Regions from separate parts of the Homo sapiens genome. Here region 2 is linked to region 1. The links are chromatin loops, found by intact Hi-C in ENCODE. Cell type or tissue: transverse colon. All regions are shown on one strand. Each heading gives the region's core, and the rest is flanking DNA. Links, peaks and the distances in the headings are about the cores only. Region 1 has its middle 45 kb from the start of GPR37L1. Region 2 overlaps NAV1 (neuron navigator 1).

Region 1 (4,381 bases), core at 241-4,240:
TCTCTTCTGGCACTAAAGGGTGCTGCGGACTGGGATATTCTCAGAGGAGGCCTGACATCCGGGTCATGTTCTGGGGTCCCAGGGGTCCCATTTAAGGCTTTAACCTGTGGCTCAGGTGATAAGAGGAGACTCAGGACCAGTCCCTTAACAGGTTGGTGGAACTGTGAGTAGAAATTTTTTTTTGCTCCGCCCCTACCCAAAGTGGCTTCATTGAGATTCAGCCTATCTCCCACCCTTCCTGTGCTGTGATGAGGGACTCTGGGGACTGGGAGTGAATAGGCCCTGCTGAGTGCAGGGAAGACACACTCTGGCCTTCCTCACGCCAGGCTGGAGACCTGGCACTGGGCTCTGCTCCTAGCAGCCTGGAAAGCTGTTATTCTAGAACCTGATAACTGCTTGGGCTGGGCTGAAGATAAGAGGCAGCTGTTTGAAGTCCAGAGAGATAACAGCTTCAGAGAAATTTGATAAGAGGAGTGAGATGCACTGGGTTAAGCTCACCAGTCTCGCCTGTTTGCCTTTTGCCAGTTTATAATCATAACCAGCACTGTACTCTCAAGTCAGACTTCCCAGCACCGCGAGGAACCTCAGTGTCACTGTCTCTTAATGGTAGTCTGTGCATCTCTCCTGAGGTCCGCGCCTGGGCCTGCAGGCCTCTGTGCTTGTTCTATGAAATGACCCTCAGCCCCCAGCCCTGCCTTTCCAACCTCATTTCTTTCCTGCCCATTGGTTCTTTTTCTCAAATGTATTCACTCCTGCATCCATTCATTTAACAAATATTTTATGAGTGCCCACTTTGTGCCAGGCACCATTCTGGGCACCGGAGATGCACCGAGGATGCCACCAGGCATGGTCTCTACTCTCACTGGGCTGTGTTCTGGGTAGCCGGAGACAAAAGATAAATCAATAATTGTAGTGGGTGCTGAGTGCAATGGAGGAAAGTCTAAGAGGGCTGTGGTGGGGAGGGACTATGGGGACAGCACAGGGTGGCTTTAGAGTGGTCAGGATGACCTTCCTACAAATACCCTGGGGGATAAGAATGAGCCATGCCAAAACCTTCCTGGAGAGGAGAGAGCCAGCGCAAAGGTCCTGGGGCAGGAGTGAGCATGATCTGGGGGTTAAATAGAAGCTGGAGAGAAGAGGATGGTGGGCAGAGGCCTGATGAGGACAGTCAGACAGGCCTAGATAAGAAGTCTGGAGATGATGATATGCAGAAAACCAACCCACAGGAAGGTGAGTCAGAAGGAATCTGGTCTATGTTTTGAAAAATTTACTTTGGGCTGGGCGCGGTGGCTCACGCATGTAATCCCAGCACTCTGGGAGGCTGAGGCGGATGGGTCACAAGGTCAGGAGATCAAGACCATCCTGGCCAACATGGTGAAACCTCGTCTCTACTAAAAATACAGAAATTAGCCGGGCATGGTGGTGTGTACTTGTAATCCCAGCTACTTGGGAGACTGGGCAGGAGAATCGCTTGAACCCAGGAGGAGGAGGTTGCAGTGAGCCGAGACTGTGCCGCTGCACCCTAGCCTAGCGACAGAGCAGGACTCCATCTCAAAAAAAAAAAAAGAAAGAAAGAAGAAGAAAAACTCACTTTGGCTGCCATGTGGTAGCCAGGGCAGAGAGACAGGCATGGTGAGCAGGAGGGTCAGCATGGGAGGATGGATGCTGGCTCTGGTACTGACTCTCTGTTAGACCTTGGGCCAGACACTTAGCCTCTGTGCTTCTGTTTTCATAGCTATAAAACAGGGTTTCTCTTCACCTGTCTTCTGGTGCTGCCCTGGGTGCTGCCCCAGGTGAAGAATGCTGTGGTGAAGGAGACAGACCCTGCCCTTATGGGACTTCCACTCAAATGGAGGAGTCAGACCTCAAACCAGAGAATCCACAGGGAATGCCAAGTGCTATGTGAGAAATTAAAATAGGATGATTGCTAGAGGGTGACAGGGTGTGATTAGAGAAGCCCACTCCAAGGAAGTGACATTTAGCCTGAGACCCGAATGATGCTGGAAGGGCCCTTGAGGAAAGGAGCTGGAGGGATGGCCTGCTTTACTGGTCTGGAAAGGTCAGACAGGCTGTGGCCTGTGGGAAGTGCTCTGCAAATGTTTGGAGTTTTTTTGTTTTTGTTTTTTTGAGACAGAATTTCAATCTTGTTGCCCAGGCTGGAGTGCAGTGGCACGATCTCGGCCCTCCACCTCCTGGGTTCAAGCGATTCTCCTGCCTCAGCCTCCTGAGTAGCTGGGATTACAGGCACCCGCCACTACACCTGGCTAAGTTTTTGTATTTTTAGTACACATGGGGTTTCACCATGTTGGCCTGGCTGGTCTCGAACTCCAGACCTCAGGTGATCCATCTGCCTCGGCCTCCCAAAGTGCTGGGATTACAGGTGTGAGCCACCGCGCCCGGCCTGCTGCTGTTTATTTGAAGGGCCCCCATGCCCTGACCTGAAGCTGCCCACATCTGGACCTGCCTCATTCAGGGAATTCTGAAGTCTTCTGGATAGATCCTTAGCAAAGTCCTTCCATCGCCCCTCCCCCAACGCCCTGCCCCACCCTGCCAGTCACATACAGGCTTGTTCTGAAGCCTGTGAGGAAACTGTCCCTCTCAGCCCCACCTCCATGCCCAACCAGGCCGCCCCAGCACAGCCTGCCTGACTCCTGGAAACAGATGGAATCTTAGATCCAGTTTAATCCTTCCCATTTTCCATATGGGGAAACTAGGGCCATGTGTTTTATCTAATATTCCTTTTCATATAGTCTTTTTTTTTTTTTTTTTTTTGAGATAAGACTCCTGCTCTGTCACCCAGGCTGGAGTACAGTGGTGCGATCTCGGCTCACTGCAACCTCTGCCTTTCCAATTCAAGTGATTCTCCTGCCTCAGCCTCCCGAGTAGCTGGGATTACAGATGTGCACCACCACACCTGGCTAATTTTTGTATTTTTAGTAAAGATGACGTTTCACCATATTGGCCAGACTGGTCTCAAACTTCTGGCCGTATATGATCTGCCTGCTTTGGTCACCCAAAATGTTGGTTTTTGGGGTTTTTTTTGTTTTTTTTTTTTGAGATGGAGTCTCGCTCTGTCCCCCAGGCTGGAGTGCAGTGGCGCGATCTCAGCTCACTGCAAGCTCTGCCTCCCGGGTTCACACCATTCTCCCTGCCTCGGCCTCCCAAGTAGCTGGGACTACAAGCGCCCACCACCATGCCCGGCTAATTTTTTTTTGTATTTTTAGTAGAGGCAGGGTTTCACCATGTTAGCCAGGATGGTCTCGATCTCCTGACCTTGTGATCCACCCGTCTCAGTCTCCCAAAGTGCTGGGATTAGAGGCGTGAGCCACCGCGCCCAGCCAAAATGTTGGGATTATAGGCATAAACCACCATGCCTGGCCCCCTTTTCCTATATTCTTTCTTTCTTTTTTTTTGTTTGAGACAGAGTCCTGCTCTGTCACCCAGGCTGGAGTGCAGTGGCGCGATCTCAGCTCACTGCAACCTCCGCCTCCCAGGTTTAAGCAATTCTCTGCCTCAGCCTCCCGAGTAGCTGGGATTACAGGTGCATTCCACCATGCCTGGCTAATTTTTTGTATTTTTTTTTTTTTGAGACGGAGTCTCGCTCTGTCACCCAGGCTGGAGTGCAGTGGCACGATCTCGGCTCACTGCAAGCTCTGCCTCCCGGGTTCACGCCATTCTCCTGCCTCAGCTTCCCAAATAGCTGGGACTACTGGCACCCGCCACCATGCCCAGCTAATTTTTTTTTGTATTTTCAGTAGAGACGGGGTTTCACAGTGTTAGCCAGGATGGTCTCGATCTCCTGACCTCGTGATCCACTCACCTCAGCCTCCCAAAGTGCTGGGATTACAGGTGTGAGCCACCGCGCCCGGCCATTTTTTGTATTTTTAGTAGAGACAGGGTTTCACCATCTTGGTCAGGCTGGTCTTGAACTCCTGACCTCGTGATCCACCCACCTCGGCCTCCCAAAGTGCTGGGATTACAGGCATGAGCCACCACACCCGGCCTCCTATATTCTTTCAACAATAGTCATTGAAATATTTATTGAATTCCTACTGTGTGCTGTTTTAGGCACTGAGGATACAGCAGAGAACAAAACACAAAAATCTTGTCCTCCCAGCCTGGGAAACATGGTAAAGTCTTGTCTCTACAAAAAATACAAAAGTTAGCTAGGCGTGGTGGTGCCTGCCTGCAGTCCCAGCTACTCAGGAGGCTGAGGCAGGGGGATAACTTGAGCCTGGGAGGTTGAGGCTGCAATGAGCAAAGACCGTGTCACTGCACTCCAGCCTGGGTGACAGAGTGAAAACCTGTCTCCAAAAAAAAAAAAAAAAATTCTGTCCTCATGAGGCTAATATTCTACTTGGAGCAACTGACAATCAAAATA
Region 2 (4,381 bases), core at 175-4,174, 440 kb before region 1:
TGGGTTACAGGAGCTCCTCAGCAGGACAGGCAGGAGAGTCAGGGCCCTCCTTCCCATTCTTCACTCACCCTTCTAATACCCAGTCCCCATTTCTCTGCCAGGATCCCAGACTTTCCTGCTGTGGGGTTCTATATGTCTTGGAATCACATGCAGTTATTATATTAAGCAAGTCTCTAGAAATAGCTGCATGGTAATAGCATGAAGTTATGGGAAGATGTGGAACACACACAGACCTATATTCAAATTCTGATTCCACCAGCAGCCTGCTGTGTGGTCTTGGGCAAGTGTATGTCTCTATAAAATGAAGATAATGACAGCCCCTGCTTCAAAGGCTTTTATGAAATGATGAACATTACATGTCTAAGAGGGTCCCTGGCAATAGGAGGTGCTTAGTAACTGTAAGATCCCCTGTCTTTCAGTTCAGCAAGGATCAGTGAGCCCTTACTAACTAACCTATGTAGGGCACTTAACAATTCAGCTGGCAGAAGAGGATATCTCCGTGGGATATAAGTAGGCAGAATGTGGGTACCCAGCCCCTGACTATAATCAGTGGGTAGGAAAGGCAGAGCGGTGTGCGATGGGGTAGTCATAAGGCCTCCTGGAGGAGGTGGCTCTGAAGCTGGGCCTTGAGGGGAGAATTGGATTTGAATTCATATAACAGAAGGCATTCAGGAAAAGGGCAGAGCAAAGCAAAGGTGCAGGGGTGGGGTCAGGCCTGGAGCAGGGGCATTTAGAGGAAAGCATTAGAGGTCAAAGTTGTCAGCAGGTGAAGCCAGAGTGGGGAAGGGCTTGAGTACTGCGTGTTGGCCAGCACTGGCCTCTAAGGCAGCCAGATAGCAGAGGCCAGGGGACTGTCCTTTCCTGGGAAGCCAGCGAGGTCATCAGGTCAGAGATATGCTTCTCTGCAGGACATCATGGAGTTCTGGCTTTAAAAGAAGGAAGGTCTCAATGCTTGGAGATCTGGACCCCACTCCCCAAGGAGGGGAAGGAGAAACCCCGTGCCTTGTTGTGCACTGCCAGGGCTCCTCTGCTGAGAAACCAGTCACGAGAAATAGAAGTCCTGTGTTCTAGCCTGGGGGCCGGGACACTTGGGAGAAGCAAGTGTCCAGCCCTGAGAAGAAGAAGCCCAGCCCTGAGTCAGACCTCCCTAGCCCCCTGACTTTCTAGCTGAGAAACCCTTGGCTGAAGGAGGGGCCAGTTTTTTGGATTCCAGCCCCTATCCTCCCCTCCCACGTCTGGAACAGGCCCTCCCAAGAGCCTTCAACCAGTTTCCACTCCCTCCAGGACGACAAAGCCCCGAGAACCCTGCCTCTGAAGGGAGAGCCTGTGCCCCGTCCCCATCCCAGCTTGGGGGGCCCCGGCCTCCAGCTGGGGACATGGGCTTCAGGCTCTGGTCTTGTTTACTTGTGTGACTAGAGGTGACTTGTTTTCCTTCTAAGGGACCTCATTTCCGACCCTGTCCTTTCACACGGTGGGCAGGCTCATCCCTGCTCTATCCTTGCCCTGTTGGTGTAGAAATTTGTGTCCAGGCAGCTGTGAGCTCCAAGGAATGTGAGTTGTAGCTTAGAATTTCTCGGCATTCCCACCCTTCTGGAAGCTCCCCCGAGACGGTTGAGCTAGAGGGCAGACCGAGGCCCATGACCTCTGGCTCCACTCCCAGCCTCTAGTTTTCTCTGCCTCATTTTCCCCAATAGACAGGAAGACAATAAATCTCTCTCTGGAGCCCACACACCTGATCTGTAGCCCAGAGGAAAAATCCCCAACCACTGAACTCAGGGAGTCTTCTGGGGCCAGAGAGGGTGAGCCGGGGACCTGCAGTGTCCACAGAAATATCTCAACTACCAATGCCCTGGAGAAGCAAAGGCAGTGGCTGGGCTAATGGACCAATCTAGGAAGTCTTCCTGGATGAGGTCCTGGAGGTGTGAGCCACTCAGAGCATCCATATTGGACCACTGTGTCTAGTGTCTCCTTTTTTTTCAGCAAGTGGGAGTGGGGGATGGGGCTGAAGTCCCAGCTGGGATTACTGCCTGGGCTGTGAGGATACCTTGCCCACTTTTCCCCCTGTCTCCCAGAAGTGTGGTGAAACTATCCCCATGCCTCTGGACAGAGCAGAGATTTAGGGGCAGAAGAGGGTCTCAGCCCTGAATGCCCCAAGGTCATTCCTCTGAAGAACTGGAGCTTCCTTCAAAGGAGCAAGGCAAGGGTCTACTGGCCTCACTCTGGCCCAGGGCTTCAGGGAAGGGAGAAAAGATGCTGCTGGGCCACCATCCCAGAAGCTTGGCTTCCATTCCACACACCAGCTGCACTGTGTCTTGCCACGGGGTATTAAGAGGTCACTGCTGTTTACAATTCCCTACACATCTGTTCCGAGTCACGCATTCATTCATTTAATCAATCGTCATTCACCAAATATTTTTGAGAGCCCACTGTGTGCACAGAGCTGGGATGGGTTTTGAGAAAAAGTTCAACTGAAGATGAATCCTTGGGAAGCACCAATAGGTGAATGACGAATGACAGCCCTGAACATTAGGAAATGATTAAAGTGGCTGCAGTGAACTGCGTGGGGAGAGTCAGGGAAGGCGGCCTAGAGGAGGCGGATTTGGCCTCAAGCGGGGCCGGGGAGAAGAGAGGACTCTAATTCTACCTCCAAAACCAGCTCCTCCTGAAGCCTTCCCATTTTGCTTGATGGCAACTCCAATCTTAGAGCTGTCCAGGCCCAAATCCTTGGGGGACATTCTTGGTTCCTCTCTTTCCCACACACCCACATTTGGCCAATAGCAAATTCTAACAGCTTCAAAATATATGCAGAGCCTGACCACTTCTCACTACCACCACAGTCACCGCCCAGTTCCAAGCCACCATCATCTCTCACTTGGGTGACTGCAACTGCTTCTGCCCTTGAGCCCAGCAATTTGCTCCCCAAATAGCAGCCAAAGTGGCCTTTTCAAGAGGGAAGCCAGGTCATGTCACTCTCTGCTCCCAGCCTACCAAGGCTCCCATCTCACTGGAAGTAAAGCTTTGGGTTGCTTAAGAAGTCCCATGTTTTGGGTGCTCAAAAAGTCCCTGCTGATAGCTGGAATGACATGAGGGAATGACATGGTGGAGAAAAGGACAAAAAGAAGTGGGGAACAATGGCTAGAGGGCTTTCCACAAAGGCAGGGGTGTTGGCATCTGCTAGGCAGGTGATGAGGAGACCTTATGGTAGGCATCTAAGCAGAGAAAACGTATAGAAAATGCTTGTCACTGAGTTGGGCAGTGACAACTCCATGCTGGTCCAGAGTGAGTGGGCTAGGCTTGAAGAGCCATGTGGCTGGGTTCCCAGCCCTTGCTCTCCAGATCCTGACTGTGGTCCCAGAAATCAAGAAAAACCTCCCCTGCTCTGCCCTTAACCCTGGAGGAAGCCAAGTATGGGCTCATGTGCCCCCTTCTCCCTCCCGCAAATCTCCCCTTCTCCCAAGGTCACCTTCCTTCATTCCTTCCCTCCCTCCCTCCTTTCTTTCTCTTTTTCTTCCCTTCCTTCCTTTCTCTCTCTCTCTTTTTCTCTTTCTTCCCTTTATTCCCTTCCTTCTCTCTTTCTTTCTCTTCCTTCCTCCTTCCTTTCCTTCCTTCCCTTTTCTTTCTTTTTTTCCTTCCTCCCTCCCTCCCTCCTTCCTTCCCTTCCTCTTTCTTTCTTCCCTTTCTTCTCTCTTTCTTTCTTTCCTTCTTTTTCTTTCTCTCTCCCCTCCCTTCCTTCCTTCCTTCCTTCCCTCCTTTCTTCCTTTCTTCCTTCCCTCCTTTCTTCCTTTCTTTCTCGGAGTCTTGGTCTGTCGCCCAGGCTGGAGTGCAGTGGCGCGATCTCGGCTCACTGCAGGCTCCGCCTCCCGGGTTCACACCATTCTCCTGCCTCAGCCTCCCAAGTAGCTGGGACTACAGTCGCCCGCCACCACACCCAGCTAATTTTTTGTTTGTTTGTTTGTTTGTTTTAGTACAGACGGGGTTTCACCGTGTTAGCCAGAATGGTCTCAATCTCCTGACCTCGTGATTCACCCAAAGTGCTGGGATTACAGGTGTGAGCCACCGCACCCGGCCTCTTTCTTTCTTTTTTTCTTTCTTTCTTTCTTTCTTTCTTTCTTTTTTCCCTTTCTTCCCTTCCTTCTCTTTCTTTCTTCCTTCCTCCTTTCCTTCCACCTTCCTTCCCTTTCCTTTTCCTTCCTTCCTTCCTCCCTCGCTCCTTCCTTCCCTTCCTTCCCTCCCTCTCTTTCTTCCCTTTCTTCTCTCTCTTTCTTTCTTTCTTTCTTCCCTTCCTTCCTTTCTTCCCTCCCTCCCTCCTTCTTTTCTTTTCTTTTCTCTTCTCTTTTCTTTTCTTTCTCGGAGTCTTGCTCTGTCGCCCAGGCTGGAGTGC

The links. Peaks named below come from ENCODE experiments on the same cell type or tissue, not always from the same donor. Only the 100,000 strongest peaks of a DNase experiment are listed, where the experiment ranks them.
Region 2: it touches region 1 in a loop (11-fold over the local background); 1 of 110 quality-filtered maps calls a loop at or near these places.

The regions. Positions count from the first base shown.
Region 1 is chr1:202,075,838-202,080,218 of GRCh38, forward strand. No RefSeq gene overlaps it. Among named protein-coding and RNA genes, the nearest start is that of GPR37L1, 45 kb to the right of the region's middle. RefSeq lists an enhancer at 1-274 and a cis regulatory region at 146-585. In transverse colon, for the core only: no CTCF peak of the experiment used is centred there; DNase peaks (open chromatin) are centred at 464 and 2,564; H3K27ac peaks cover 3,311 bases.
Region 2 is chr1:201,638,444-201,642,824 of GRCh38, forward strand. All of the region lies in intron 4 of NAV1 (neuron navigator 1), which reads left to right. It overlaps LOC124904482 (a long non-coding RNA gene), which reads right to left. Exons shown (of 2, transcript XR_007066789.1): 1 at 1-4,381. Among named protein-coding and RNA genes, the nearest start is that of MIR5191, 79 kb to the right of the region's middle. In transverse colon, for the core only: no CTCF peak of the experiment used is centred there; a DNase peak (open chromatin) is centred at 2,313; H3K27ac peaks cover 2,033 bases.